Linked DNA regions of Homo sapiens: region 2 is linked to region 1. The links are chromatin loops, found by intact Hi-C in ENCODE. Cell type or tissue: psoas muscle. All regions are shown on one strand. Links, peaks and the distances in the headings refer to the core of each region. The heading gives the core; the rest is flanking DNA. Region 1 overlaps P2RX5 (purinergic receptor P2X 5). Region 2 overlaps NCBP3 (nuclear cap binding subunit 3).

Region 1 (15,997 bases), core at 5,016-13,015:
TGCCATCTCCCCCACTTTAATTCTGTGTACTGGCCTAAGGGCAAACAGCTGGCAGGAAGGTGGTGTCTTTAGGAGAGAGAGTACTTGGATCCACTGGAGAGTATGCTCTGAGGGAAGCTGCGGCACTTGCAGAGGGGAGTGGGCTGGAACCAAATGGAGCCCTTTTCCGGACACGCACAATGCTATTCCCAGTGAGGTAATCTAGGAACTCTACAGGGCACTGCGGTCCTTAGCTGAGGTGCTCAAGGACTCCGGAAGGAAGTCATGTTCCCCATTTACAACCCGTTCCCTAGTGCGGGAAGCCAGCCACGGAGAAAGGAAGAACTGACGGCAGGGGGTGGGGCAAAAAGACAGCCATGATGGGTCCGTCCTGATGACCCCAGCATCAGACGTGGAGGTCACTTTGCTCTGTGATGGCTGGTCCCTGTGATGTGGCATTGATAGCACCCAATGTACAAATTTCCCGTTGGGCAGCATCCTGGGATTCCCAAAGGCATGGGATCACTGGGTGCTAGACGGCTGGGTTTAGGACAGGGCCTGAACGTAAGCAGAGGCAATTCACGTGCTCCTGGAATATCAGAACAGAAAGGAGCTCTTGAGAGGCTGGCACTCTCATCTTCCCAGTGAGGCAACCAGTGCCCAGGGAGAAGGGCCTTCCCAAGTCTGAAAAGAGCTACAGTTCATGCTTCACTTCTCCCCATTTAAAAGCCAGTTTCCGGCCAGGCGCGGTGGCTCATGCCCATGCCTGTAATCGCAGCACTTTGGGAGGCCGAGGTGGGCGGATCACGAGGTCAGGAGATCGAGACCATCCTGATTAACACAGTGAAACCCCGTCTCTACTAAAAATACAAAAAATTAGCCGGGCGAGGCGAGCGCCTGTAGTCCCAGCTACTCGGGAGGCTCAGGCAGGGGAATGGCGTGAACCCGGGAGGCGGAGCTTGCAGTGAGCCGAGATCGCGCCACGGCACTCCCATCCAGCCTGGGCGATAAAGCGAGACTCCGTCTCAAAAAATTAAAAAAAAAAAATACAAAAAAAAAAGCCAGTTTCCATCAGAGTAATGAGCTCCCACTCTTGCACCAAGATTATGCAGAAAAATGGTGGGAGCTGGGGGCTGTGCAAAAAGCAAGGAAACTGGAAGAGTGTGACACTGTCTGGAAGCTGTCAGGCGATCCCTGGCTCTTCTGAGCACGGGGCCCCTGATGGGCAGTCAAGAGGTCACTGGAAGGCTTGGCCGGCCTTGAAGAAACAATGAGGTTAAATCCTCTAAGGAAGCAAAGTCTAAAGGGGCAACCTTGCAGCTAAAGACCGTCAACTTCATTAAACAAAAGCCTCACCAAACCTGGCTCCTGTCTGCCGCCTTCACCCAGGTTCTCCGTTGCTCCTTCCCATATCAAAGCGTCTCTTCACACCTGTGCTTCTCTTACCTGGAATGCTTCCCCCTCACCTAGTTAGGCTGCTATAACCTTTCAGATTTCAACTCATAGGTCACTTCCTTGGGGAAACCTTCTCTGGCTACTACTCGCTGACCTCTCCGACACCCCATTCCGTCTGTGATGACGGGTGTGATCATTTGGTAAGGGTTCAATGCCCCATTAGACTGGAAACCCTCGGGGGCAGGGATCGTGTCTGTGTTGCTCATCTCTGTCTCAGCAGCATCTGGTCCAACACCTGACATGTCACAGGGACTCCATAAATATTTCCTGGCTGAAGGAATGACTAACTGTAGGAAGACATTTTCCTTTTTCTAGAGACGGAGTCTCGCTCCGTCGCCCAGGCTGGAGTGCAGTGGCACGATCTTGGATCACTGCAACCTCCGTCTCCCGGGTTCAAGCAATTCTCCTGCCTCAGCCTCCTGAGTAGCTGGGACTACAAGTGCACGCCGCCACGCCCAGCTATTTTTTTGTATTTTAGTAGAGACAGGGTTTCACCATGTTGCCCAGGCTGTTCTCAAACTCCTGAACTCAGGCAATCTGCCCGCCTCGGCCTCCCAAAGTGCTAGGATTACAGGCGTGAGCCACCGTGCCCGGCTAGGAAGACATTTTTGTTGCAATATGAAACAAATAGTATGACTATCCTCAGGTTCTGTGGCTTCTGCCAGCCATTTCGAAGTCTGGTTAAAATCAGCAGCCATGACCCCTGCCTTTTTTGCTTCCTCCCAAACCTAAAAGTCACCAAGTTATAAAAATGCAAGGCTTTGCGTCAGTGAAGAAGTGACACACCTAAGTGGATCACCTGGATCTTCACTTTCTTTTTTTTTTTTTGAGACTGAGTCTCACTGTCGCCCAGGCCAGAGTGCAGTGGTATGATCTCAGCTCACTGCAACCTCTGCCTCCCAGGTTCAAGCGATTCTCCTGCCTCCGCCTCCCGAGTAGCTGGGACTACAGGCATGTGGACACCATGCCCGGCTAATTTTTGTATTTTTAGTAGAGATGGGGTTTTGCCATATTGGCCAGGCTGGTCTCGAACTCCTGACCTCGTGATCCACCCGCCTCGGCCTCCCAAAGTGCTGGGATTACAGGTGTGAGCCACTGCGCCCAGCCTGGATCTTTACTTTCTAATCAGAGAGCAGTATAGGCTTGTTGCAGGTTCCCTTCCCAGAAAACCCAAAGCGAGGAAGTTGCTTTGCTCTAGGAGGGTTCCTGTTCTGGAGACCATGTCCCTGGGCCCCTGACATCCCTCTCCAAAGCCTCAGTGGAGGGATGCTCTCACCACCCCCGCCTTTCTGTGTGCAGAGAGAACCCCTCCAAAGAGGATGCTTCCAGGGAGCCGCCCAGACAGCACTGGGACTGGTTGAGTGAGGGCGGCGCTGGAGCACTTTTCTGCCAGGTGGCTCGGGCAATGGCGAGGGCTGAGCTCCAGGTTTCTCACCTTGGGTTTACGGGGAGACAACTCACATACAACGGGGTAGGAGAAGAGAGCTAGTCAGCTCCCAAGCCCAACATCGAAACGTACTTCATGTCCATTTTTGACAGGGGAGACTGGGTCTTAAGCGCCAGCGTCAGGAGAAGTTCATTACCTGAGTGAATGTGTAAGAAACCACACGAGTTTTCGGCAAAATCAGGGAGCCTCCTGCATTAGTAACACTGGCTGCCTCTGGGGAACCGGGAGGACGGAGGTTGCTTTTCACTGACTATCCTTTGCACCTTCTAAACTTTGAATCATGTAAGTATTACCCAGTCAAAATATTGTAACTTAAATCAGCTGAGCATACTGCTGCTTTCAGGGTGGGGGAGGAAGCCTCTTGGTCTCTAGGCAGCATGCGTGTAAGTCTGACCTAGAAATTGGCTCCATCCACCAAAGCTGGCCTTTTTCCCCTGAGAACCAGGGCTTCTTAAATGTCACTGTGCACACAGATCACCTTGGAATCTTGTTGAAACACAGGTTCTGATTTGGGTGGGGGGCGGGGGAGCTGGGACCTGCATTTCTAGCAGGCTCCGGTCCCTGGACCCCACTTTAAATAGCAAGGCTTGGCCGGGTTTGGTGGCTCACGCATGTAATCCCAGCACTTTGGGAGGCCAAGGCTGGCGGATCACCTGAAGTCAGGAGTTGGAGACCAGCCTGGCCAACATGGTGAAACCCCATCTCTGCTAAAACTACAAAAATTAGCCGGGCATGGTGGTGGGCACCTGTAATCCCAGCTACTTAGGAGGCTGAGACAGGAGAATCGATTGAACCTGGGAGGCGGAGGTTCCAGTAAGCCAAGATCACGCCACTGCACTCCAGCCTGGGTGACAGAGCGAGACTCTATTTCAAAAAAATAAATAAATAAAAAGCAAGGCCCTACAGCGATGGAGGCAGAGAGCAGCTGAGGGTGCGGTAGGTGGGTGTGGCCGTGGCATAAGACAGGTGGGGACGGAGGGAGGGGAATGAGGGCCTCCCTAACTCAGCCCGTTTACACCTGCTGAGTGGCGCCATCCTTGATCTCATTAGCACTTCAGGCCCAGCCTCTGAGGAGGGGTGGGGAGGGCAGGAGCTCGGCAGGGTCAAGGCGACTGTATCTCCCATCTGGGCAGGTCCATATTCCCCGGGCGTCCCGAGGCTGGTGGAGTCAGATGGAGCAGAGGCCTCTTGCCTCCCCTTCCCCATCTTACCTAGACTCCCCAGGAGCTGGCTTCCCCACTAAGAGCCAGCTGCCTCCTGACTGCTCCAGTCCTTTCCTGGTTGCCTCCATGGCCACCTTTAAATTTTATCCTTGGGGCAAGCCCAAATGTCCCCTTGGGTGTTGTCCAAGAGCTTTCTCTGAGCAACCATCATTCTCGGCAGGGATTTCGGAAACCCTGCTAGAGGCTAGAGGAAGGCCAGCTGGAGTGGCTGGGCCTGGCTGTGATGTCTCTGTTGGCTTTGGAGGAATTACACGCGGGCCCCTCTCCCTGAGGTTAGGTCAGCATCTCATTTAAGCACCTCTTGGTGGGCCCAGCACACAGCATGCGTCAATACATGTTTACAGCTCATATGAATGAGTGAAGGTGCAGCCAGGTTGAGGGAAAATCCAAACACTCCACTTCCGCTCAGCACCCTGGCCTGTCCCTTTCCCTGGACACCTGCTCCAGGGACTCCTCTTCTAGGTCCGAGCCCCTCTGACCATTGGGAGGCTCCCCTCCTCACTCAGCAAAAAGCTTGCAGCAAGATCCCAAAGTTCAGGAGAGATGGCTGTGCCTGGAAGCCCCTGTCTCATGCAGGCACAGACTCCTCTACCCAGTTCAGAGCTGCGGGTTGTTCTGGCCCCAAAGTTTTCAGCGACACTGCTGGTAGCCAGCAGCCCTGGCTACATCTCCACTGTCTGCAGCTGCTCCAAATTCACCTGTGCATTCTGCAAATGGCCAGACCTGTGTGTGGGCGGGAGGGGGCGCACAGGGCAGAGAGGACTGTCGGGAGCCGGTGGGTGGGCCAGCCTCACCAGAGGCAGCAACGCTCCTGGCAGCACTGCAGGCAGGCAGAGCATTCAGAGAGAGCACAGCCTGCCAGGGTTCCTGCGGAAGCCCAGCACGCATAGATGCTCAGGCAGAAGCCTCTGGAGTTGCCCCGGCAAGGAGTAGCAGCAATTGCGGTGGCAGCTGGAGCGTGGGCCTGTGAGTCCACAGCCTCCCACAAGCCTCAGCGAGGCTCAGCCAAGACAAGCCAGGCCGTCGGGCTTCCCGCTTGCTCAGAATGGGAGCTCAAGTGAGCACCCAGGAAGTAAGAGTCAGCTCAGGGAGCACAGGAGGGCTGCCAGGCTCTGGGTCTACCCCATACGGACCCCTAGCCTCCAGCCTCCTTGCCCCACTGCTGCAGCCCCTGCCTCTCTCTCTCCTCACTCTTCTCCAGCCCAGTCTATTTCTTGCTCCTTCCCTGCCCAGGCCCAGCTCCCAGCTGAACGCTGCCAATTCCTGAGTCAGCAAGGAATGAAAGCTGGGCCAGGAGAAAGGCCACCAAGGTCAGTGAGTACCTGGGGTGTGGTTTGCAAGAGAGTCACAGAACCCCAGTCTGACAGCAGGAGGTGTCCAGCCCCCACTGGGAGGGGAAAAAAGGGAAAACAAGGCACAGAAAGGGCCAGGCACCTGCTCACCGCACAGGTACTCTGCAAGGCAGACGCAGAGCAGGCCCGAGACAGGTCCCCCACCCAGCCAGACGCCCTCCCCACGCAGGCTGAGCCTCGTCTGCAGAGAAGCCAGCGCCCCCAGGAATCGCGGCCCAAGGACCCCCCTGGCAGCACGGCCAGCACCCTCCTGAGGCCGGGGCAGCCCCAGAATCGCACACAGAAGAGGGGCTGAGGGGGGGTCATCTGAGCACAGAGACGTTCGGCAAAGGCAGAGTAACTCAGGAGAACCTCATCCTACAGACACTGCCGGGATTCAAATCTCAGCGCTGCCATTCACCGGCTGTGTGACTTGAGCAAATTACCGAGCCTTTCTGTGCCTCAGCTTCCTCATTTGTAAAATGGGGAAGATCGGTGTCTATCTGATTCAGTTGCTTACATGAGTTAACAAATACGGAGAGTACAGAGGGGTTCCAGGCAGAGAGTCAGTGCTGTGGAGCAGCGCGCTGTTATCATCTGAGCGCCGGCATGGCACAGCAGGCACCCATGGCCATCCAGGGTCTCGGGAGCTAAGGGGGACCTTGCGGGGTAAAGCACCAGCCCCTTCCCACAGAGGCTCTCCCAGTTCCTAGATGTCCTGCCTTGTGGCCAGCTCACACCAGAGCAGAGGGGTCCGCTGGAGCTGCCAGGCATGAGAAGCCCCAACTGGGGACCCCTCTCTGCAGGACCCAGCTGTCGGGCTCTCTGCCTAGCAGTGGCCTCACCTGTGGGGCTCCAGGAGCTGTGGGCACACAGATCCGTTCCCCTTCTGACTGCTGCTTCCACGCTTCGCCTCGGGTGGCTCCTGCAGCTCCTGCTGCTCCGGCATCCCCAGCAGCCCTGGCCCAGATGTGAGCTGCTCAGATAGCCCCAGCCCCGATGCCTCGTCCTCGGCCTCCTGGGAACTGTCTTCTAGGCCCCTGGACAAGATACAAGCTGTTCACCTGGGACGGCCCTGCAGGGTGCCTCCCCTCCTAGACGGGCGGAGTGGGCCTTGAAGAATCCCTCGCCCTGCAGGCCGCCACCCTGCTTCCTCCAGCCGGTGTCCTCCACCCTGCTTCCTCCATGCGGCTCCCTCCACCCTGCATCCTCCACCCTGCTCTCTCCACCCTGAGTCCTCCACCCTGCTTCCTCCACGTGGCGTCCTCCACCCTGAGTCCTCCACCCAGCTCCCTCCACCCTACATCCTCCACCCTGCATCCTCCACCTGGCTTCCTCCATCCTACGTCCTCCACCCAGCGTCCTCCACCCTGCATCCTCCACCCTGCATCCTCCACCCTGAGTCCTCCATCCGGTGTCCTCCACCCTGCATCCTCCACCCTGCGTCCTCCACCCTGCATCCTCCACCCTGCATCCTCCACCCTGCGTCCTCCACCCAGCGTCCTCCACCCTGCATCCTCCACCCAGTGTCCTCCACCCTGCATCCTCCACCCAGTGTCCTCCACCCTGCATCCTCCACCCTGCATCCTCCACCCTGCGTCCTCCACCCAGTGTCCTCCACCCTGCGTCCTCCACCCTGCATCCTCCACCCTGCATCCTCCACCCAGCGTCCTCCACCCTGCATCCTCCACCCTGCATCCTCCACCCTGAGTCCTCCACCCAGTGTCCTCCACCCTGCATCCTCCACCCAGTGTCCTCCACCCTGCATCCTCCACCCTGCGTCCTCCACCCAGCGTCCTCCACCCGGCGTCCTCCACCCTGCTTCCTCCACCCGGCTTCCTCTACCCTGCTTCCTCCATCCTGGGTCCTCCACCCTGCAGGCCACCACCCTGCTTCCTCCATCCTGGGTCCTCCACCCTGCAGGCCACCACCCTGCTTCCTCCATCCTGGGTCCTCCACCCTGCATCCTCCACCCTGCATCCTCCACCCTGCGTCCTCCACCCAGCGTCCTCCACCCTGCATCCTCCACCCAGTGTCCTCCACCCTGCATCCTCCACCCTGCATCCTCCACCCTGCATCCTCCACCCAGCGTCCTCCACCCTGCATCCTCCACCCTGAGTCCTCCACCCAGTGTCCTCCACCCTGCATCCTCCACCCAGCGTCCTCCACCCTGCATCCTCCACCCTGCATCCTCCACCCTGCGTCCTCCACCCAGCGTCCTCCACCCTGCATCCTCCACCCAGTGTCCTCCACCCTGCATCCTCCACCCTGCATCCTCCACCCTGCGTCCTCCACCCAGCGTCCTCCACCCTGCATCCTCCACCCAGCGTCCTCCACCCGGCTTCCTCTACCCTGCTTCCTTCAGCAGCACAGTCAGGACTGTGGTTGGGGTTCAGCCTGTGGCCAGGGTCAGGGCGCACGGCTATAACCCAGGGCTGGGGTTCAGGCCATAGCTGGAGTGCAGTAAGGCGAATGACCCAGGCAGACCCTGCACCCACTGTCCCAGGCTGTGGGGGTGCTGAGGGAGTACTAAGGTGTCTGTCCCAATTCCCATTCTGATCCCTGCTTCTCCAGAAGGCCTTCCCCAAAGGCCGAAGCCACAGCCCCTTCCCCTTCCCGCCCTCCCACAGTCATCAGGGTTCCCCACCCACGCTGTGCTCTGCCGCTGTGAACACGCACACCCCACCGAACCCAGGGCCCAGGAAACTCCGGAAACAGCCTCTGCATGGAAGAAAATATCCGCTTTTCTTTCCTTTACTACTCCAGCTTCCCTCAGCCCCGGCGCACCAGGACCACCAAGTCCAAGAATCCCAAAACAGAAGTGCTGCAGACACCACTCGATTGGTAAACCAACTCTCTCATCTCCCAGATAGAGAAACCGAGGCCCGGGGAGGCCTGGGACTTGTCCAGAATCAGGCGGAGCCTGTGAACTCCGTCTCCCGCCCTGTGGCCCACAGCGCCCTCTCCTCCCACTGCTGCCGAGGCCGAATCCGGTTCTGTAGAGCATGTACTCAGAACACTTCTCCTCCCCGGGCCCTCCAGCCCCTGCCTCCCACCCCAGCCATCAATATCACATCAGGGCAAAGGCTCGAAGCCACGGGGGTGCTCCACAGGGCTGCCCTCGGGCCGCCGGCCTGGAAGCGGAACTGACCTCACTTCCTCGTACTTCTTGTCACGGTAAAACTCTCTCTTTTTGATGAGGTAGATGAGTACCAGGTCGCAGAAGAAAGCACCCTGCAAAACAGGGGTTCCTGATTCAGAATCCTAGACCTCTGAGAGCACTGTTCATTTAGGGCACTTTGCCCCTTCCATCCTGCAACAGCCCCTAAAGGTGGCATCACTGTCCCCATTTAACAGATGAGGAAACTGGGCTCAGCAAGGGGCACCCTTGTCCGACACCACAGAGCTGGTCCATGGTGGAGCTCAAGCTGGACTGGAGCTCCCCCGATCCCACAGGCCAGGCACTCCCCGACCCCGCACCACCCGGACCCCATCCAATCGTTCCTTCAACACATTTGCTGGGCACCCAGCACGTGCCAGTGTCTGCACCGAAGTACGGAGAGGATCTGGACAAGAGAGACCTCCTGGGGACTCTCCCTCTGGTGCAGGAGACAGGCGTGTCGATGACGACCCACATAGGACTTCACTCAGCCTGGGGAGGGTCCCTATTCAGTCCTTAAGGACTAAAGAGGAGTTTATACAAGACAAAGAGGTGGAAGGACATTACGGAGGGAGGAACAAGCCTGTCACATCTGGGAAATGCCGCAGGGCCTGTGCGGGAAGAGGGAGATGCGCTTCTGGAGAAGGGGATGGGGACTGGCCTGTTAGGCTTCTTAGAATGTTTCCGAGGCATTGGTCCTCATCCTTTAGGTGAGGCGGAGGCACCACAGCCCGAATTTTGGCATTTAGAAAGATCCCTGTGGTAGTCAGTGTGAGATAGGTTGGAAGGGTTCTAACCAACAAGGACGCTATGGTGCTAGTCAAAGAAAGATGATGGGTGCCAGGTGCAGTGGCTCACGCCTGTAATCCCAGCACTTTGGGAAGCCGAGTCAGGCGGATCACCTGAGGCCAGGAGTTCGAGACCAGCCTGGCCAACATGGTGAAACCCTGTCTCTACTAAAAAATACAAAAATTAGCTGGGCGTGGTGGCGGGTGTCTGTAATCCCAGCTACTCAGGACGCTGAGGCAGGAAAATCGCCTGAACTCGGGAGGTGGAGGTTGCAGTGAGCCAAGATCGCACCACTGCACTCCAGCCTGGGCAACAAGAGCAAAACTCCATCTCAAAAGAGACAAAAACAAAAGCAAAAACAAACAAAAAAGGAAGATGATGAGGTGGACGACCCCAGCTCAGCCCCTCACACCCAAAACGTGCCCTACGGACCAGAGCGATGCAATTGCCCCTCTCCTCCAGCAGAGGGAGACTCCACCCACAGCACAGGGCAGGGTTGGGGCCTGAATGATAGAGGAGAGTGGAGGTGGGAAGGGTTGGTGGAGGGGCCAACAAGGAATCTTGGTCCCCTGACCCTGGGTGCTGCACATCCATCCCCTAGATGCCAAAAATGTTGCTTACCAATTCGCTGCTCCCCAGAGACCAACCCCAAACCTAACCTTGACCACCACCTCTTCCTGCGCCATTACTTCCAGTTCACAGGTCTGTCCCCAGAGGGTGCTCTGATTTTACCCACATCACAAGAAAGTGATGAATGGGCTGGGCGCAGTGGCTCACGCCTGTGATCCCAGCACTGGGAGGCCGAGGTGGGCGGATCACCTGAGGTCAGGAGTTGGAGACCAGCCTGGCCAACATGGTGAAACCCTGTCTCTACAAAAATACGAAAATTAACCGGGCGCGGTGGCGCACGCCTGTAATCCCAGCTACTCAGGAGGCTGAGGCAGAAGAATTGCTTGAGCCTGGGAGGCAGAGGCTGCAGTGAGCCAAGATCATGCCATTGCACTCCAGCCTGGGCGACAGAGTGAGACTCCGTCTCAAAAAAAAAAAAAAAAAAAGAAAAGTGATAGCTGAAGGTGGGCCTTCTGTAAGAAAGTAACAGGCGCAAACATCCAGGACCCTCCCAGTGACTGTCTGCAGGTAGGGATCCATGTGGAGCTCACTTTTCTTGACCCCCTCCCAGGAACGTGGTCCTGGTATGGGACACAATTTTCCAGGTTTTAACAAAAGTCACCCCTGGGTCCCAATGGACTCCTCCAGTGGGGCTGTCTTGTGTGCACAGGGAGAGGAATGAGGGAAGAGGCTGCCAGAAACCTGGGAAAGGGACCTGCCGGGATGGGCACTGACCACTCCCATGGCTCTCAAAAACTCCAGAAGGACCACGGGGCAGTGTAGACTCAGGACGCCTTTCCCTGCCCTCAGTCCCTGTGTCTCCTCCCCTGTGAGCCGCTCCCGGCCCCACTGAAGGGCCACCTCTAAGGAAGAGTCACAGGGCTGCCTTCCCTGCCTCTCAGCCTTTCAGTCGGGTGGTTCTCAGCCAGCTGGGATTTTGCTCCATCACAACTGCAGGGGAGGGTGCCCCTAACATCTAGTGGGTAGAAACCGGGAATGCTCTTAAACATCCTACAATGGGCTGGGCGCGGTGGCTCACGCCCATAATCCCAGCACTTGGGGAGGCCAATGCCGGAGGATTGCCTGAGCCCAGGGGTTCAAGATCAGCCTGGCCAACATAGTGAGACCCCATTTCTACAAAAAATTTAAAAATTAGCCACAGGTGGTGGTGCACCTGCAGCCCTGGCTAGTGGGGAGGCTGAGGTGGGAGGATCGCTTGAGCCCAGGAGTTCAAGACTGCAGTGAGCCATGATCATGCCACTGCACTCCAGCCTGGGCAACAGAGCAAAAACCCTGTCTCTGAAATCAACATCCTCAGGGTCTGGGAAAATATAGTATCGACCAGAAAAGTGTGAAATATGAAATAGAAAACAAACAAAAACCTCCTACGACACCCAGCACAGCCCTCTGTGCATTGTGGAATGTTTAAGGGCATGTCCAAGGATGTGTGTAAGACCACAACACAGAATTCTCCCACCCAAAAAGTCAGCAGCACCCAGGCTAAGAAACTGTCTGCAGCCTAATCCTGCCCCCTTTTTTTTTTTTTTTTTTTTTTTTTTGGAGATGGAGTTTTGCTCTTGTTGTCCAGGCTGGGGTGCAGTTGTGTGATCTGGGCTCACCGCAACCTCCTCCTCCCGGGTTCAAGCGATTCTCCTGCCTCAGCCTCCTGAGCAGCTGGGATTACAAGCATGTGCCACCACACCTGGCTAATTTTTGTATTTTTAGTAGAGGCAGGGTTTCTCCATGTTGGTCAGGCTGGTCTCGAACTCACAACCTCAGGTGATCCGCCACCTCACCCTCCCAAAGCACTGGGATTACAGGTGTGAGTCACTGCGCCCGGCCTAATCCTGCCCTCTTTTAGCAGAAGTAGAGATAGAGACTTTAGAAGTTCAGGGACTCACCTGGGATCCCAGGGATATCCCAGCCACGCCTCGGCTGGGGACTGACCTAAACCCATGCACAGCTGCAGAGCTACCAGCACATGCCTCCCTGGCTCTGGAAAGAGACTCGGGCTGTCACTGCTACCTGAGGACAGCTGGCAGAGCGTGAAATCCCAGAAAGCCCTCTTTTCCCACGCCTATTCTGATCTTGCCAGCTCTGGTTCTTTCTGGGGGCACTGGGACACGGTCCTCCTGAACAGCAGCCTCCCCCTCCCTGCCAGTGCGGCCGCCGGGGAGAGGGTGGGACGCGGGGAGGGAGGGGAGGTACTCCCAGCACCCATGAGCGCCACCCCAGAGCCCACGTTGATGATGGTGGGAATGATGCTGAACTTCCCTGCCTGGAAGATAGAGACAAGGCCAGTGAGCGAGGCAGGTTGGACAGCGGGGCCCCCAGGGACCCTCCCAGCGTCCCCCTCCCAGCCTGAGAACAGGAGAACGCACAGCGGGGCCCCCAGGGACCCTCCCAACGTCCCCCTCCCAGCCTGAGAACAGGAGAACGCACAGCGGGGCCCCCAGGGACCCTCCCAACGTCCCCCGCCCCCCGCCCAGCCTGAGAACAGGAGAACACACAGCGGGGCCCCCAGGGACCCTCCCAACGTCCCCCGCCCCCCCGCCCAGCCTCAGAACAGGAGAACGCACAGCGGGGCCCCCAGGGACCCTCCCAACGTCCCCCGCCCCCCGCCCAGCCTGAGAACAGGAGAACACACAGCGGGGCCCCCAGGGACCCTCCCAACGTCCCCCTCCCAGCCTGAGAACAGGAGAACGCACAGCGGGGCCCCCAGGGACCCTCCCAACGTCCCCCGCCCCCCGCCCAGCCTCAGAACAGGAGAACGCACAGCGGGGCCCCCAGGGACCCTCCCAACGTCCCCCGCCCCCCGCCCAGCCTCAGAACAGGAGAACGCACAGCGGGGCCCCCAGGGACCCTCCCAACGTCCCCCTCCCAGCCTGAGAACAGGAGAACGCACAGCGGGGCCCCCAGGGACCCTCCCAACGTCCCCCGCCCCCCGCCCAGCCTCAGAACAGGAGAACACACAGCGGGGCCCCCAGGGACCCTCCCAACGTCCCCCTCCCAGCCTGAGAACAGGAGAACGCACAGCGGGGCCCCCAGGGACCCTCCCAACGTCCCCCGCCCCCCGCCCAGCCTCAGAACAGGAGAACGCACAGCGGGGCCCCCAGGGACCCTCCCAACGTCCCCCGCCCCCCGCCCAGCCTCAGAACAGGAGAACGCACAGCGGGGCCCCCAGGGACCCTCCCAACGTCCCCCGCCCCCCGCCCAGCCTCAGAACAGGAGAACGCACAGCGGGGCCCCCAGGGACCCTCCCAACGTCCCCCGCCCCCCGCCCAGCCTCAGAACAGGAGAACACACAGCGGGGCCCCCAGGGACCCTCCCAACGTCCCCCGCCCCCCGCCCAGCCTCAGAACAGGAGAACGCACAGCTGGGCCCCCAGGGACCCTCCCAACGTCCCCCTCCCAGCCTGAGAACAGGAGAACACACAGCTGGGCCCCCAGGGACCCTCCCAACGTCCCCCGCCCCCCGCCCAGCCTCAGAACAGGAGAACGCACAGCGGGGCCCCCAGGGACCCTCCCAACGTCCCCCGCCCCCCGCCCAGCCTCAGAACAGGAGAACGCACAGCGGGGCCCCCAGGGACCCTCCCAACGTCCCCCGCCCCCCGCCCAGCCTCAGAACAGGAGAACACACAGCGGGGCCCCCAGGGACCCTCCCAACGTCCCCCGCCCCCCGCCCAGCCTCAGAACAGGAGAACGCACAGCTGGGCCCCCAGGGACCCTCCCAACGTCCCCCTCCCAGCCTGAGAACAGGAGAACACACAGCTGGGCCCCCAGGGACCCTCCCAACGTCCCCCGCCCCCCGCCCAGCCTCAGAACAGGAGAACACACAGCTGGGCCCCCAGGGACCCTCCCAACGTCCCCCTCCCAGCCTGAGAACAGGAGAACACACAGCTGGGCCCCCAGGGACCCTCCCAACGTCCCCCGCCCCCCGCCCAGCCTCAGAACAGGAGAACACACAGCGGGACCCCCAGGGACCCTCCCAACGTCCCCCGCCCCCCGCCCAGCCTCAGAACAGGAGAACGCACAGCGGGACCCCCAGGGACCCTCCCAACGTCCCCCTCCCAGCCTGAGAACAGGAGAACACACAGCTGGGCCCCCAGGGACCCTCCCAACGTCCCCCGCCCCCCGCCCAGCCTCAGAACAGGAGAACACACAGCTGGGCCCCCAGGGACCCTCCCAACGTCCCCCGCCCCCCGCCCAGCCTCAGAACAGGAGAACACACAGCTGGGCCCCCAGGGACCCTCCCAACGTCCCCCTCCCAGCCTGAGAACAGGAGAACACACAGCTGGGCCCCCAGGGACCCTCCCAACGTCCCCCGCCCCCCGCCCAGCCTCAGAACAGGAGAACACACAGCGGGACCCCCAGGGACCCTCCCAACGTCCCCCGCCCCCCGCCCAGCCTCAGAACAGGAGAACGCACAGCGGGACCCCCAGGGACCCTCCCAACGTCCCCCTCCCAGCCTGAGAACAGGAGAACACACAGCTGGGCCCCCAGGGACCCTCCCAACGTCCCCCGCCCCCCGCCCAGCCTCAGAACAGGAGAACACACAGCTGGGCCCCCAGGGACCCTCCCAACGTCCCCCGCCCCCCGCCCAGCCTCAGAACAGGAGAACACACAGCTGGGCCCCCAGGGACCCTCCCAACGTCCCCCTCCCAGCCCCCGCCCCCCGCCCAGCCTCAGAACAGGAGAAGGCACACGCACCTTGCCGTTCACCATCACGTCAAAGCGGATCCCGTAGGCTTTCATCAGGGTGCGGAACTCCACCCCGGCTGCGTCTCGGTAATATCTGGCAAATCTGAGGGAGACAGGGCCCAGGGGAGGCCTCAGCCTGCCTGGCCTTCCCTCTTTAGGCAGCACTGATGTGGCTGCTCTGGGGACTTAGAAGGACTCCCGGAACCCTGACTCTCAGCAGCCCCAGGAGTGGCTTGCAGACCTTCTCACTGAGCCAAAAACAAAGAGGCATCCAGCTATTTGAAATCCCTGCCAGACATTCCCTGAGGAGCAAGGGCTTCCCCACCCTACTCTGAGCAACCCTTGGGTCGCCAAAGCGCGGATGGAAAGGATGCGGCAGAGGCCGCAAGACTCGGCTTCACGGAGAGAAACAGGCAAGAACACGCGCTCTCCTCTCCCAGAGGCACCCCCAGCTTCAGTCGCTGGCCACTCTGCTGGGGTCCACACCTCTCCTGGGCCATCTGTCCCTGCACCTCCCGCTCTGACACCCACCCCCAGGAAGGGGCCTCAATAGTGCTGGCACCCAGATGAGTGAGTGCCACTGATCATGGTCAGGTCACAAGTGGGCACAAGGCAGCGGTTACCTGAAGTTGTACCCGGAGGAGACAGACTTTGAAAGTTTATTGTCCAGACGGCTAAAAGAATAGTGAGGGTGGCACTCAGAGGCAGCTTTATCAAGATCACAGTTCCATTCAATATTAATTCCTATCACGCCACCCTTGATAAAAGAGAGATGAGGGTCAGCACACACAGCTTTCCGGAGACGGACAGCATCCCAGGCCAGCCCTTCACCGGCACTGGACAATAGGAGGAGGTGCTCAGGCACGAGGTCAGCCCCTCGAGACCACCCTCCAGGAGGCTTAGTCCCCCCATGGAGCGGCTGAGAACACTGCGTCGTCCCTGCCTCAGGGCTGCCTCCCTCGTTCTTCAGGGAGAAGGGAGCCGCACAGGGTAGGCCTCTCTGGACAGGCACTTCACACTCCAGCCAGCATGTGCCAAAGGGGGTCCCTCTGCCTCACCTTCGGCTGGTGCCCCAAGGACTCAGAACCGCACAGCAGGTGCCAGGTCTGGCTCTCACTGACTGCCCGTGGTCTGAGCGCTGCCACAGCCTGCCTGTGTGCCACAGCCAGTTCTGAAAACACTGAGTCCCTGGGGGCAGGTGACTTTGCAGGGCCACCCTCGCCCGCTGCCACGGCCTGCCTGTGTGCCACAGCCAGTTCTGAAAACACTGAGTCCCTGGGGGCAGGTGACTTTGCAGGGCCACC
Region 2 (15,997 bases), core at 1,747-9,746, 130 kb after region 1:
TCAGTAGAAGCAGAGACTGTGCTGGGATGGGAATAAGCCCCTGTCTACACCTCATGCGCGCCCTCAGTTGTCTCCCTGGCGCCTCCTCCACCTGCAGTAGAAATTCATGCTGGCGAGCCCACTGCCGTCACAGCTTGGGAAGAGTAAACCGCCACTGAGATGCACCAACAAAGCCAGGAATTCTGGTAACAGCCCACTCAACTGCTAGACGGGAAAACTGAGGCCCAGGTCCATGGAGCAGAGCCAGGGGTTGGCATCCAGGTGTCCGATTCTCAGGCCCCCGCACTCCTCACTCTACCAACTCCCCAAACCCTGACCCTTCCTAAGAACCTGGCTCTCAGCTGTATGCTTCACAGGGAAAGAAAAGCTGAGAAATCTCAGATGTCTTAAGTCTCAACTGGCAGAGAAACCAGAACCATCTCTTTCCTAGAATCCTAATAAGAAGCTGAAATATATCATGGTTATATCCTCTAATCTCTCTAAAGGGAGGGAGAAAAAGCAAGGTTAATCAACAAAATATGGGACAATACAGTTTTTGTTGCAGCTCTCAAATCTTGCAGCCCTTTACTTCCTTTATTAATAACAGTGTTCTGCATTAATTCGTGCCACAGTGTAATCAACTATCAATGTGACCATTAGCTCCGCCACAAGTAAAGATCGACAGGATCCAGGCTGCACTGTGTGCACAACAGCCCAGGCAGGTGAAGAGTCGTGACATCGCAAAAAGGACCACGGTTTATTACCATCTCTAACGCCCATGTTCCAGCAAACCGAAGAAAAACACTGTTTCTTAAAACTGCAGAGGAATACAAAATTAAATACTACAAAACAAAAATCAGACAGGAAGACGAAACAATCTACCTCCTCCTAATGGTAAAATAATCTGAAAGGAGTTTAAAAATAAATGAACTAAAATTTTTATAACTATTATCTTTTCTGCCAATTTTGAAGATGTCTTCAGGTGCCACAACGTGGGGACAGAAAGAATAAATATCAATGTATAACTTCTAGAGTGATAATAAACAACAGGACCCCATCTCAGATGGATGGATTTTTTTTCCTACTGGAGCCAAAAAACAAGCTGAACTCTATGTACAACAGACAGACTATACAACTAGGAGCATTTAAAAATAATAAGACTCCTCTCTCTGCCTTCTTCCAAAGAATAGAATATATATTTAACAGCACAAAAGACGACACCACTTGAGCTTCCCCTTTAGCCAACAGGAAGAATTTCCACATATAAAAATTAAAAATTTAAACTTTCAAATCATTCATGTTTTAAACATAATACAGACTTAAAAATTCTTCAACATTGACCCATAATCCCACCCCAGCACAAAAATCAACCCCAAATCCAGACGTCACAGTTTTTTGTTCCTAAAAATCCCACAGCACTGAACTTGATCTTCACATCAAGCTGACAGCACGTAAGAGGCCCATGCCATGAGCAATCCCCGAGGGAAGAACGGAAGCACAGTCAATGCTGCAGCTCTTATCTACCTGGGCGGCACTGGTGCACCTCTGAGGTCAGGTCCGTGAGATTCGCCCCACACTAGGGTCCCGGAAGGGTGAGCTGGCCGCTTCCCTCCTCTTCCCCCTCGAAGGATGTCCAATAAGCACCTGGGAATTGACTTTTCTTGGGAAAAGGGTGCTGGTAACAGCTGTCAGGGCCAAGGCAATAGTGAGAAGTTCAGTTCTCTGCTCTTTGGATGAACTGTGTAAAACATTTCTTTTAAAAGACACAATGTTAAAAATATTAAGAAAAATGTCTACAAAATCTGGAGGGCTGCCTTTTTCTCAAAGGGTAAAGCCTGTGGGGTGGTGGGAAAGGAATCGAGGGCCCAGAACTACAACTCTGCAGCGAAAGATAGAGATGCCCTTGAAAATGTGTCACATTCTTAAGATGTCTTGCCGAAGTAGCAAGAGCGGAGGGTGACTGTGTGAGCAGGAGCGAGAGGGCGCCAGCTCCTGCGGGGGAGGTTCCTACTGCGCGCCCCACCCTGTGCAAGAATGTCAGGCTTTAGGGCAGCTGCCATAGGCCCCAGGGGCATCAGGACTCTGCCTCTGAACCAGAGCTGCTTTCCCGACTAACTTCAATCTGGAGAGATGGTAAGTTATCTAACCGGCTCTTCTTTTGGCGAGACTGCTCTTTCTCCTTAATCAGAGCCCCCCATGCCCTTTGCAGCTCAGAGTCGTCTTCCTCAGCGCCAGGCGCCCTGTGATCCACTTTCTTCGTATTCTTTTCTTTGGTCTTGGGTGCAGATCCTAGGCGAGTCCATAAATTACCTGTTTGGATGAGATGGCATTTCACTTTCGCAGTCAGCGCTAAGAACCAGGGTAGCACTGAGGGGGCAGCAGCACTGCCAACACCTGCTGTGCAGGAAACGCCAGCAGTCTGTGGAGCCTGCCACCACAGTGCAGCCTTGGGCAGGCAAAATCTCATTTCCCGGGCCGCAGCCCCTGCCCGCAAACGGAAGGGTCTGGACCCAGCACGGGATTCTCACCGTGGGGGGACAGGTCAGGTCCCTCCCTGTCACCAGACACATCAGAATCACCTGAGAGGCCGTTTCCTCCTACTCCTGCCCTTCCCTGCTGAGACACCACCCTGTGTGCCAATCCATTCTGCCAGAAGTAGGCCACTCCCAGATCCCTTCCATTAATTTTTGAAATATATTTTATGAAAATTTAACAATAGAGAAATACGTGTTTAGAATTTTGTAGACGGCCACATTATAAGGCAATTCAAAGTTGTTTTTGTTTTTGTTTTTGAGACAAGGTCTTGCTGTTGCCCAGGCTGAAGTGCAGTGGTGCAGGCGCCCACCACCACGCCCGGCTCATTTTTGTGTTTTTAGTAGAGACAGGGTTTCACCATGTTGGTTAGGCTGGTCTCGAACTCCTGACCTCAAGTGATCCCCCCGTCTCGGCCTCCCAAATTGCTGGGATTACAGGTGTTGAGCCGCTATGCCTGGCCTAAAAGTTTTATTTATAAAGATTATAAAATGTGGCAAACAACTACGATAAAATGCTGTATGAAAAAACTAGGATTTGTATGTGGGCAAAGACCAGAATAGCTCACATGAAACTAAAAAGATTTGTGCCAAACAGAAAGAGCCAGGAGTGTGCTATTTTTTTCTATTTTCTAAGCGTTCCTAACTGTTGGGATGATGCTGATGCTGATGCTGACGATAACTATAATGGAAAAGGAATAATCACTTATATTTGGCGTGGGCTGTTTCTTGCCTTCTGCTAAGAAAGTATTTCTCCAATACACCCACTGTCCTCTGCTCTCACTGAATCCCCATTCCCATCCGTTTTAAGTGTTACCAACCTGATTTCTTCTCCCGAGTATCGGCGTAGAGGCCTTTACTATCCTGCCTGGGAACACCTAGCCTACTATGCACATCAGAAGAGGGCTCTCTCCGAACGACGGGGTTACTACTAAAAGCCTTTTCCGGAGAATGTGGTCTTTTTCCTAACCGCTGGCGTATATCTGAAAAAAGAGAAAAAGTGCACCAGTGACCGTGTGTGTGCTTTATGCTCGGCACCAGCCGCCTGACACCTCTAACGGATCTGGCGCTAACCCCTGCCCCGAGGACACAGGGCCTGACAATCAGGCTGCTAAGTATTCTTCCTTTGTAATCAGTCTGGATTTCCTTAGGAAAATTCGGACATAGGGGCTGTCAGAGGAAAAATCCTCAACTGATTACTCCAGAACTATATTTCTGAAGAAACAACCTTTTTTTTTTTTTCTTTAAGCAGAATCAAGAAGACTAAGTAATTTACAAAAGTTTCAGCGAACAAAAAATCCTGTGAGCTCCTGGAAAGTGGAAGGCACAATCTTTGAACATACAAGTAGTTCCCAATAAACTTATTACATTTAACCAGTAAATATAAAGAGACTGGAAAAGGCAAAGGATCAAATGTGTTTTTCCCTCAATCCCCCCAGAAATCGGCCTGTCCTCTTGAGTTCCCCCTAACCACCACAGCAACAACAGAAACACATTCGTTGGTGAGGCCCTGTGCCGAGGTCTCCTCTCACTTTAGCTTCTCTCAGAGAGCAGCACCCTGGTCTCTGGTCACTGAGACCTGAGCTCCTTTCCTCCAACACTTCCTAGCACTGAGTCTTCCTTCACAAGACTATCCTGTTCTTTATCCATTCTGTCTCCACCGACCTAGTTCAGGCTCTTGTTACTTTTTTAACTCTCTACCCCACCCCACTCCACCCTCAAGTTGTCTTTCTAAAATAGATGTAAGATCAGGTTACTTCTCATGTAAAAAAATCAGGTTTGCCAACAGAGATCCTACCCTCTCCAAGGCCTGGCTCTAATGCTACTTTCTCTAAGAAGTCTTTCACAACTTCCCGAGTAGATCTATGACGGCTCTGCGTCCCCTCCAAAGGCTTCTCACATTCCTAGCACCTAGACCAGGGTCTGGCACATAGCAGGTACGGCTAAAGACCTGCTGAATCAGTGTTTGAACATAGAAATTATCTAGTTCAAACTCTTAACTGTTCAGACAACCACCGAACTTAATTTCTATTATTCTTGTATATAAAGTATACCAGTGTCATACAGAGGAAAATATGGTTGGCCCTCCTCATCCATGGATTCCACATCTATAGATTCAACCAACTGCTGATCGAATACATGTGGAAAAAAAGTAAGACATAAGAGTACAGCAAAAAATAATACAAATTTTACACAACACAGGATAAGAATTTATACCGTATTAGGTATTGTAAATAATCTAGAGATGACTTAAAGTATATGAGAGGATGTGTGTAGGTTATATGCAGATAATATGTCACTTTATATAAGGGACTTAAGCATCAATGGATTTTGGTATCTGTAGGGGGCGGGGAGGGGGTCCTGGAAGCAAGCCCCCAGACATACCAAGGAACAACTGTAATTATTTGGAATAAAAACATTTAAAGCTAGTTTTTCAGAAGTCTGATTATTTTTCATTTCCTCAATTTCCAACACCTAGCCCACAATTTAGACATGATGAACCAGGACAGCTAAATCAGTTCACACATCGCATGTTTTACTCAGGAACCTCTCTCTGCCCCAGTCTGCTTTCCGGAGCTCAGAATCCAGCCAGGAATCCAAGTGAGGAACAGTACCTGATTTAGTACTGCTGACTGGTGGCCGTGGACGGGAGTGCTGACGTTTCTCATCTAATAGATGTCGGACATCTGCAAATTTCTCAGGTGGTAATTTGTTACCAATTCGGTTTTTGATATTGCTTGAAGATACACTATCTGCCCTCATGGAGTTCCTTTAAAAAGGGGGTAGGATGGGGCACAGTTAACCAACTTCAACTGTGAGACAAGACCCAAACAACAATCTCATACTTTGGAGGAAACAATTTAAGAAATCCTGTCTTACATGGCCAACATTCACTTACAAATCCATAAACTTATAATTATTTGCTTATGGAAACCATGATCTGCCTGCTCTAAAGAGACTGGTTCTGGTGAGCAGGTTTTCGAAGGTGGTTTCCACATGTGTATGTGCTATTACACAGCATACAACTACAAGTCCCCCTTTTCTGGGACAAACGTTAAGTAGAGGCCTACAAAGAGATTGGGGCTTCCACTTACACATGCTGTGATGTGGCTGTAGTCAACACACAGTATAGTCTACAGTCTCTCTCTTTAAAGGGCAGACTTCTCTTTCAAAGAGATATGCTATCATGCTAGGTGCCAGCACCGTTCCGGCAGCATTCTCTACCAGAAAGCTCTCTGAAAACCAAAAATAAGAATGTGAACAGGCTCATGCCTGTAATCCCAGCACTTTGGGAAGCTGAGGCGGGCGGATCACGAGGTCAGGAGATCGAGACCATCCTGGCTAACATGGTGAAACCCAGTCTCTACTAAAAATACAAAAAATTAGCTGGGCGTGGTGGCCTGTACTCCCAGCTCCCCGGGAGGCTGAGGCAGGAAAATGCTGTGAACCCAGAAGGCGGAGCTTGCAGTGAGCCGAGATCGTGTTATCGCTCCACTGCACTCCAGGCTGGGCGACAGAGCGAGACTCCGTCTCAAAAAAAAAAAGAACGTGGTGAACAAGGCCATACAAACAAATCAGCTTGAATGGTCTTTTCCCCTCCCCACAAACATACTACGTTACACAGAGCATCCCTAGACTCTAACCCTTAGAACTGTGGATTCTGCCTGCACAGAATCTGCTCACCCCTAGTAGTAATCAAAGACATGCACATTAAAATAACTATTTTTTTTTTGTTCATGAAACTAGCTAGCATTAGAAAGAATGGTAATAGCTAAGGCTGGTGAGCTTGTAGGTAACAGGTGGTAATGTGAGTGATTAAAACCCTTCTGGGATTAAAACCCTTCTGAGCCCGGGCATGGTGGCTCATGCCTGTAATCCCAGCACTTTGGGAGGCTGAGGCAGGTGGATCACGAGGTCAGGAGATTGAGACCATCCTGGCCAACATGCTGAAACCCGTCTCTACTAAAATTACAAAAAATTAGCCAGGAGTAGTGGCAGGCGCCTGTAGTCCCAGCTACTCGGGAGGCTGAGGCAGGAGAATGGCGTGAACCTGGGAGGCGGAGTTTGCAGTGAGCCGAGATCGCGCCACTGCACTCCAGCCTGGGTGACAGAGCGAGACTCCGTCTCAAAAAAAAAATAAAAACACACAAAAAACCCTTCTGGAAAAAAATAAAGCAATACTTACCATCTTTTTAAACACATATTGTTTTGTGTAATAACTGGACTTTGAGGAATTTATTGAGTTAGTGCAATTGTAAGAAAATAGAAACCTAAAGTCCATCAAAAAGGAATTCGTTAAATAAATCATGATACTTTCAAACAACAGACTATATACAGTTGAAAAAAATAATGTCTACAATATATTAAGTGAAAAATGCACAATGCAAAACTATAAATAGCATAACCTCATCTTTATAAAAAGTATACTTTTATACAAATATATCTACAGCTTTTCCCTGTGCCATACACACACACACACACACACACACAAATAGCTGAAAGGTTATTCGCCAAATTGCTAACAGTAGTTATTGTTGAGAAAGAATGGGAATACAGATGATTTTCACTTTCTATGTTGTCTTTTGTTTTTATAACAAGAATCACTGCTTGTATAGAGGAAATACTGGATGCGTTTATTAAACTCCTACAAGGGACTGAAATCAGAATAGATAAAAGATATTATAAAATTAGGAGGAATTAAGAAGTTATACTAGTATTTAAAATCAAATTAAAAGCTAGCTTTGATAAAACAAATTTTTACCTAATATTTTTCAACTGAGATTCCACTTCGTCAGCATACATAGTCATTTTCATGCTTTTCTTTGGTGAAGGCGTGGAAATCATTTTCAGTTCTAGATCATAGTCCATTTCATCTGAGTCTGAGCTGCTGGCACTGGATCGTCTAGACGCGCTCCGCTCCCGGGGCTGCTTGAGAGCCGGGAGCTCCTCGTGGTACTCTACCACCACTCTGTCATCTGCATCCATGTCCTGGTCTTCTTCTTCCTCTTCCTCTTCCTCCTCCTCCTCCTCTTCCTCCTCTTCAATGGGTTCCTCGGGAACATTCACTAGCCCTGAAGAAATTTAACCAGAAAACATTAGGAAAAGCACTAAAATTAACAAGTATGATTTTCTACTCTACATCGGTGACCTTTTTAAAAGGTGGGGTTCCCATCCCTGACATTTTATTGGAGCACTATCTATAATAGTGCCAAATGGACATTACTCTGATACTGCAACAGGAGGATGGCTAGGTAAAGTATGATGCAGCAGCCTAACCAAATACCATAAAGTCATTTAAAATACAACTGACCTTTATTATTCACAGATTTTGTATTTGCAAATTTACCAAATTTATTTGTAACTCCAAAATGAATACGTGCAATGCTTCCATGGTCATTTGCTGGCACGCACAGAGTGGCAAAAAAATCTGAGTCACCAGGCACACACACTCCCAGTGGAGGTCAAACAAAGCAACACTCCACCTTCCTGTTTCATCTCATGCTGTAAACAAGCGTCTGTTTCAGTCCACCGAGTGGCACATTTTTCACACTTCTGTGCCTGCTGCTAGTGATTTCACTGCTTAAAATGGCCCTGAGTGTCGTGCCGAAGTGCTGCCTAGTGTTCCTAGATGCAAGGGGGCTGTGATGTGCCTTGTGGAAAAATACCATATCAGGTAAGGCATTCAGGCATGAGTTATAGGGCTACTGGCTGTGAACTCAATGTTAACGAATCAACAATGTGTCTTAAATAAGGTGTCTTAAAGAGAAACATATGGGCCCAGCGCGGTGGCTCACGCCTGTAATCCCAGCACTTTGGGAGGCCGAGGTGGGCAGATCACGAGGTCAGGAAATCGAGACCATCCTGGCTAACATGCTAATACCCTGTCTCTACTAAAAAATACAACAAAAATTAGCCGGGCATGGTGGTGTGCGCTTGTAGTCCCAGCTACTCGGGAGGCTGAGGTAGGAGAATGGCGTGAACCCGGGAGGCGGAGGTTGCAGTGAGCCGAGATCGCGCCACTGCACTCCAGCCTGGGCAACAGAGCAAGACTCTGTCTCAAAAAAAAAAAAAAGAGAGAAACATATGTAAAACAAGGTTACATATTGATCAACTGACAAAAATGATGTGGCCAGAGGCTATGTACGATTCAGTATTTGCTACTTCAGTGTTCACAGTGACTTTATAGAACATAAGCACCATGAATAATGAAAATGGAAAAATACAATAAACGAAAGAAGTAGAATATAAAGTACATGTTCCCAAGAGTTATACTATTTATTATGAAAACAAATGGGAAAAATGTAAGATGAACTCAGTCATCATACAGGGTACTAGAAATAGGGGCAATTTGCTTTTTAATTTCCTTAATATGGATATAAAAAGTATATGATGAAAATATTTTAAAGTAACTCAAATTGGAAAAGTGTAACTGTGTAACAGTAAAGTATGTGTATTATTATTATTATTTTGAGACAAAGTCTTGCTCTGTCGCCCAGGTTGGAATACAGTGGCACAATCTTGGCTCACTGCAGCCTTGACCTTCCAGGCTCAGGCAATCTCAGCCTCCCAAGTAGCTGGGACCACAGGTATGTGCCATCATGCCTGGTCTGGCTAATTTTTTAATTTTTTGTAACGACAAGGTCTCACTATGTTGCCCAGGCTGGTCTCAAACTCCTGGTTTCAAGTGATCCTCCTGCCTTGGCCTCCCAAAGTGCTGGGATTATAGGTGTGAGCCACTGTTCCCATCCTATGTGTATTATTAACATGTAGATCTCAAATATACAATTTTGTATATACACATTAAATAAAACATCTAGACTTCATCCCTTTCTGTCCCCATTACAATGATAAATGTGTGTATATGTTATTTTGTATGCTGACTTGACTAGTTCTATTAGGCATGTAGAAGATTCCATAGATTAGGCTCAAAACAAGAACAATTCTTTATAAAACATAAATAAAATGGTTCTTTTACAATAAGCACCAAAAAAAGGAGAAAGAAACCCAAGTCATGATATCCCACTCTTCTGAGGCATTCACATGCACAAACCAACAAGCACAAAGCACTCAACACAGCAGCCTATTTTTAATACAGAAAAAGAACAATACAATCAGTTCATCTGATAAAATAATTTCAAAAATTGTTTTTGGCTAGGCGCGGTAGCTCACACCTGTAATCCCAGCACTCTGGGAGGCCAAAGTGGGTGGAACACAAGGTCAGGAGTTCGAGACCAGCCTGGCCAACATGGTGAAACCCCATCTCTACTAAAAATACAAAAGTTAGCTGGGCATGGTGGCGCATGCCTGTAGTCCCAGCTACTCGGGAGGCTAAGGCAGGAGAATTGCTTGAATCCAGGAGGCAGAGTTGCAGTGAGCCGAGATCAAGCAATTGCACTCCAGCCTGAGAGACAGAGCGAGACTCCGTCTTAAAAAAAAAAAAAAAATTGTTTTCATGCAGCTGTTGATATTAATAGTAGAAAAATTAGGATCCTAAGGAAAGTTTTGTTTTAATTTTTCCTATGTCATATTTTGCCTTTTTTGATAGAACAGCTTTTATAAAATCATTTGACCTCTTTGGGCAACTTAAAATTAATTGTGACTTGACTTACTTTCCTATATGTTGGCAGAGGGTGAGGGCAAGGAAGAGAGGATGATAAAGTTTGGAACCTTAAAAGATTGCATTAAGAATAAAAATATGATTTCAGGAGCCAAACATGTGTCTACCCAAGAGCTGAGCAGGCAACTACCAGAATGTCGATGTTTATACGACGTCAAGCCAACGTCATCCCCAATCAGGGCTCTCTTCTTGATCACGTCCCGCTGAATACGACGGGAATGATATCTTCGCTTCCTGCAAGAATGCCAAAATAAGCACACAATCAAAAACTGATAGGAAGGACCTTGAAATCCACTATTTCTTTCTCTTTTCTTTTTTTTTTGTGATGGAGTCTCAATCTCTCTCCCAGGCTGAAGTGCAATGGCACCATCTCAGCTCACTGCAACCTTTGCCTCTTGGGTTCAAGCAATTCTCCTGCCTCAGCCTCCCGAGTAGGTGGGATTACAGGCGCCCACCACCATGCATGGCTAATTTTTGTATTTTTAGTAGAGACGGGGTTTCACCATGTTGGCCAGGCTGGTCTCGAACTCCTGACCTCAGGTGATCTGCTGGCCTCGGCCTCCCAAAGTGCTGGGATTACAGGCGTGAGCCACCATGTCTGGGCTCGCTAATTCATTTCAACTACACGTTGACACAATGTTAGGTACTAACACAGATATTTTAAATGTAACTACAATTCAGCATTCCCCATCATTTACCACATCTAAGAATCTTGAATTCTTCCCTCTTGTTTTCCTTCCAGTTTACACAGGGTTTAGACATTTCACCACGGAATACCAACTGAAGGATTAAGAAAAACTCAAATACTATTGCATTTGAAGGTTTTGGACTCACCATGAATTGCTAAGAATTCCTTTCATGCCTCCATAATTTGGATTCCCATATTTCATGTAATACTGACTTCTTCTGGCTGCTCCAAGTTCCTTTTTGTCATCTAAAAATTAATGACAATAGTTACCTAGGATTTCCTGTGAGTGTAAAGACAATGTTGAATTTTTTTTTTAATGTTTTCCATAGCTGGAATCAGATCAGCGCAATTTGCCAACAAAAAGTAAAAATCCACTACCAACATTCACACTCTGAGTGCCCACTACAGCAATGCAGTGTAGAGGGGATAAAGCAAAATACAGAGACGAATGAGGTTAAAACTGCTGTTTGGAGCCAGATGACTTAATGGAGAAAACAAAAATAAACAATACAAGATACAAGGTTCCAAAAGGCATAAAAGAGCTTTAGGTCATTACAGGTACCCAGGAATCAAAAAGACTTTCTCAAAATAGTGGCATTTTTGCCACCCCATGAAAGATGATATTCACTTCTGAAGGATCACATGCCAACAACACAGCATCAGGATTAAGGAAACAGACTACATATAATTCCATATATTTGGTAAATCATTTTTCCAGTTTATTGTGCTCCTCAAAATGGCTTAAAGAAAACAGCATAATACTATACATGTAGAATGTACTCAGCCACTCAAATGAGTAAATGTGGTAAAGATCACATTTGTCAAGTTGAAATGTCAGTTAACAGGAAAGAAAGGTGGTCAGTCATCATAAATTTTTGTCAAAAGTAGTAATACAAAGACCTTCCACAGTTCTTGGACACTCTGACTGTAAAGAACAAACACCACTGTAAATATATCCAGGGCTGTAGGTAAACGTGACAACACAAACCAGTATGTATAGCCCCCAACCCCCGAACCCCTCAAACCATGCCCACCAGCTCCTTGGAGAAATGGCTGATTCCAGATGTGGAGCAGGTAAGATGCAAAATGAGTCTGGAAAAGCAAGATGTTTTGTTGTGCCATAAAGAAAGAAAGTGCTTAAAGAATCATGGAGTATGTCAAAACAGCTTGAAGGGGCTCTACTGGCCAAATCCAAGACAATTTGTAAATTAAAATACTGATATTAGGCTGGGCGCGATGGCTCACGCCTGTAATCCCAGTACTTTGGGAGGCTGAGGCGGGCGGATCACAAGGTCAAGAGATCGAGACCATCCTGGCCAACATGGTGAACCCCATCTCTACTAAAAATACAAAAATTAGCTGGGCATGGTGGCATGCACCTGTAGTCCCAGCTACTAGGGAAGCTGAGACAGGAGAATTGCTTGAACCCAGGAGGCAGAGGTTGCAGGGAGGCAGAGGTTGCAGGGAGGCAGCGGTTGCAGTGAGCCAAGATCGCGCCACTGCACTCCAGCCTGGTGACAGAGCAACACTCCGTCTCAAAACAAACAAAAAAATAAATAAAATTAAATACTGATATCCATGGATGATAACCCACTGAATAAAGAATCCATGATTCTAAACTGATGTAAATAAACAAACAGGTAAAAACAGAAGGCTCTTCCTTAGAGCACCTGTCTACTGGTAAAGAAATGACATAGTCAGAAAGGCATGAAGCTCTGATGAGCAAGAGGCTATTTACGTGATCTCAAAGTATCTGCCCACCAATTTTTTATTTTAATCATTTTTTTATTTTTTAAAATAGGGATGAGGTCTTGCTATGTTGCCTAGCCTGGTCTCGAACTCCTGGGCTCAAGTGATCCTTCTGCCTCAGCATCCCAAAGTGTTGCAATTACAGGCACGAGCCACTGTAACCAGCCAGCCCACCAATTTTTAAATTACAAATGGAAGAATAGCAACTTTACAGTGGAAAAACCTAGTGATGATTACCTTAACCAAGTGAATAAAGTGAACGTCCCTAGGACTGGGACGAGTAAGTATCCAGGGCCTCCTGACATGATGCTCTGGAAATGACATGACATCGCTTCTGTGGCACGCCTGTCTCAAATGCACAACCCAAATTCAATCAGGAGGAATCATCAGACAAACCCAAACTGAGGGACATTGTATAAAATAGTAAACCTATATTCTTGGAAAACATGGGAGGATAGAAGTAGTTTCAGCTTAAGGGGGACTAAGGAAACATTACATACTTACACACTCAGTCCTGGATGGATCCTAGACCTGGGGCTGGGCGGGGAATATATAAAGGACATTATTGGAACAACTGACAAAATTTGAAAATCGACTACGGATTAGGTAACAGTACTGTATTAATGTTAAATTTCTTGATTTTGTTAAGTGTGCTATGTATAAAACAATGTTCTTATTCTTTGGAATACATTTAGGGGTGATGGGTTTTTATCTTCAACTAACTCTCAAATGATTAAAAAAACCAATATGTGTATATGTGTATAATACATATACATACATACATACATACACACACACATACACACACACATACACATACACACACATATACATACACACACATACATATATACACATACACATACATACATATACATACATACACATGCATACATACACACATACACGCGATACATACATACATATACATATATACACATACATACACATACATATATACACATACACACACATTTTTAAATGCCCACCAAAAGTCACCATGTGTAAACAATCTTATGAGAAGGGAATTAGAACCGAATGGTACACTGGCAATGTTCAGGAGGACGTTGCTGTAATAAATAAAGTTTCATTTGAAAGTTTTCATAATTCAGATGGTAACTGGCTGAAAATATATGAGGCAAACCAGTTTCAACAGAAAATAACTTTAGCCAGAAGTCACAGAAATATACAAATAGTTAATATTCACTTTTAAAGTCAGAAATTCCAACTCAGGTGGCAAGCAATTATTTCATAAGCGCAGAATATTATAGTTTGAAGGGAACTTTGAGATTACTTGATCTAACTTCTATTCAAAAAAGAAGGATGTCACTCCATAATAAATCATTTTGATTGAAAATATAAAACAATACCAAATATTACATTTACCTTTTGTAGCAAATCTCATGAATAACCTATTTCCTTTAGCAAGTTTGTTAGCTGGACGAAGATCGTTTCTTAACAAAGACTCCTCTTCTACCTGAGACAACGTATCCAACTTAAGAAAGAAGAGTATTTTTAATATAAAAATTAAAGTCCTTTTGATATTTCTTCAGTAGTAAAGCTACCATTAAGAAAAGCATTCTACCTTTAATACTTACAAGCATTATAGCACTAGTTCCGCTGTAGAATTTCTAACTCAGAGATTTCCCCTGCCCACCTTGTCTAAAAGAACAGTCTCCATCATTCTCTATCCCCTACTCTTTTCACAACACTCATTGCCACCTGACACAGTATGAGATATCTGTGCATCAGTGTATCCTCTGCACTCCCCACTAGAATGCAGGCTCCGAGAGGGCCAGGACTTTGTTTTGCTTGAAGCTATATCCCTAGCACTTAGAATATGGTATATAATAGGTACTCAGTAAATATTTTTTAAATGAATGCATGTTAATATTTTTAACAACAGTACATAATCCATTAGGAAGTATGCCATTACTTGCTGTTTCTTCATTTTACTAATTAGATAACACTTCAAAGTATTTCTCAATAAAACTATTTTCTTTTTTTGTAGAAGCATAAGCACTATTCTAAGATTTCAAGGTGAATCGCTATATCCACACTAACTTAAAGGACAAGAGCCTGGTGCACCCTCAGAAGGTCTAATGGTGAAAGCTAGAGAAAAAACGTAACTAAGTCTTTAAGGCTTAAGTTAAAAAGACAGTGAGCAATTTTTTACAATAACTTTACATCTATCTTTCCCCTATTACTAACCTCTACATCACTTGAGTTCTCATCTTCAACCTCTCCTTCTTCAGCTTCATCATCATCTGAACTGTCTTCCTGCTTGTCTAAAATGGAATGTGAAGGACAAGATGAAACAAGATAAAATATTTCATATAATGAGATACAAGATGAACTATCTCATATAATTTTAAAAGTCCAGTATTTTCTCCTATTTCCTGATGATCTCAAGCATCATAGATTAGTTCAGAAACACTTGGTGATGAGATGCTATATAGAGCTCTGCTCAGAAACAGGACTGTGTAAAGAAGAGGACTTTCAGACCCCAGTTCCCTCCTTTGTGTTGTTACCTTTTTTCCTTTTCTCAGCTGACTTGTCCTCACTGGCATCCCTGCTTCTGATCTTATCCTGTGCAGGCAGGGAGCTCATATTGATAAGTGCTCGTGTGGCTGTCATTTCATCCAGCCAAACTACATTACCTAAAATAAAATGTAAAATAAGACATTACACAGCATGGAAATGGTAAGCTTCTTGAGAGCAGATTCTGCATCGCATTCATCACTACAGCCTCATCTAGCAACAGATTATCATCAGTAAATATACAAACCAACTAATGAAGAGAAATATAGACCAGGCATGGTGACTCACACCTATAACCCCAGTACTTTGGGAGGCCAAGGCAGGAGACTCGCTTGGAGTGAGATCATCCTGGGCAACATAGTGACACCCTGTCTCTACAAAAAAATACAAAAGTCATGGTGGCATGAGCCGGTAGTCCCAGCTACTTGGGAGGCCGAGGTGGGAGAATGGATTGAGCCTAGGATATTGAGGCTGCAGTATGCCAAGGTCACACCACTGCACTCCAGCCTGGGTAACAGGGTGAGACTTTGTCTCAAAAGAAATGAAAAGTTAAAAATAAATAAAAAAGAAAGAAAGAAAGAGAAAGAGAGACAGAAAGAGAAGGAAGGAAGGAAGGAAGGAAGGAAGGAGAGAGAGAGATGAAAGAAAGAAAAAGAGAGAGAGAGAAAGCACTTTGGGAGGCCGAGCCAGGCGGATCACGAGGTCAGGAGATCGAGACCATCCTGGCTAACACGGTGAAACCCCGTCTCTACTAAAAATACAAAAAATTAGCCGGGCGTGGTGGCGGGCGCCTGTGGTCCCAGCTACTCGGGAGGCTGAGGCAGAATGGCGTGAACCCGGGAGGCAGAGCTTGCAGTGAGCCGAGATGATGCCACACTGCACTCCAGCCTG

The links. A loop is a pair of places that touch in the nucleus more often than their neighbours do. Peaks named below come from ENCODE experiments on the same cell type or tissue, not always from the same donor. Only the 100,000 strongest peaks of a DNase experiment are listed, where the experiment ranks them.
Region 2: it touches region 1 in a loop (4-fold over the local background); 22 of 110 quality-filtered maps call a loop at or near these places.

What each region holds. Positions count from the first base shown.
Region 1 is chr17:3,673,310-3,689,306 of GRCh38, forward strand. It overlaps P2RX5 (purinergic receptor P2X 5), which reads right to left. Exons shown (of 12, transcript NM_002561.4): 8 at 15,317-15,450; 9 at 14,703-14,796; 10 at 8,587-8,669; 11 at 6,281-6,475; 12 at 1-568. The coding sequence ends at 559. It overlaps P2RX5-TAX1BP3 (P2RX5-TAX1BP3 readthrough (NMD candidate)), which reads right to left. Exons shown (of 15, transcript NR_037928.1): 8 at 15,317-15,450; 9 at 14,703-14,796; 10 at 8,587-8,669; 11 at 6,281-6,475. Among named protein-coding and RNA genes, the nearest start is that of EMC6, 12 kb to the left of the region's middle. RefSeq lists an enhancer at 15,299-15,997. In psoas muscle, for the core only: a CTCF peak has its summit at 9,841 (motif pointing right); no DNase peak of the experiment used is centred there.
Region 2 is chr17:3,810,991-3,826,987 of GRCh38, forward strand. It overlaps NCBP3 (nuclear cap binding subunit 3), which reads right to left. Exons shown (of 13, transcript NM_001114118.3): 5 at 15,097-15,225; 6 at 14,777-14,853; 7 at 13,952-14,060; 8 at 10,963-11,062; 9 at 10,259-10,362; 10 at 7,273-7,582; 11 at 5,126-5,280; 12 at 3,332-3,493; 13 at 1-2,289. The coding sequence ends at 2,054. Among named protein-coding and RNA genes, the nearest start is that of ITGAE, 18 kb to the left of the region's middle. RefSeq lists an enhancer at 1,900-2,405. In psoas muscle, for the core only: no CTCF peak of the experiment used is centred there; no DNase peak of the experiment used is centred there; H3K27ac peaks cover 1,275 bases.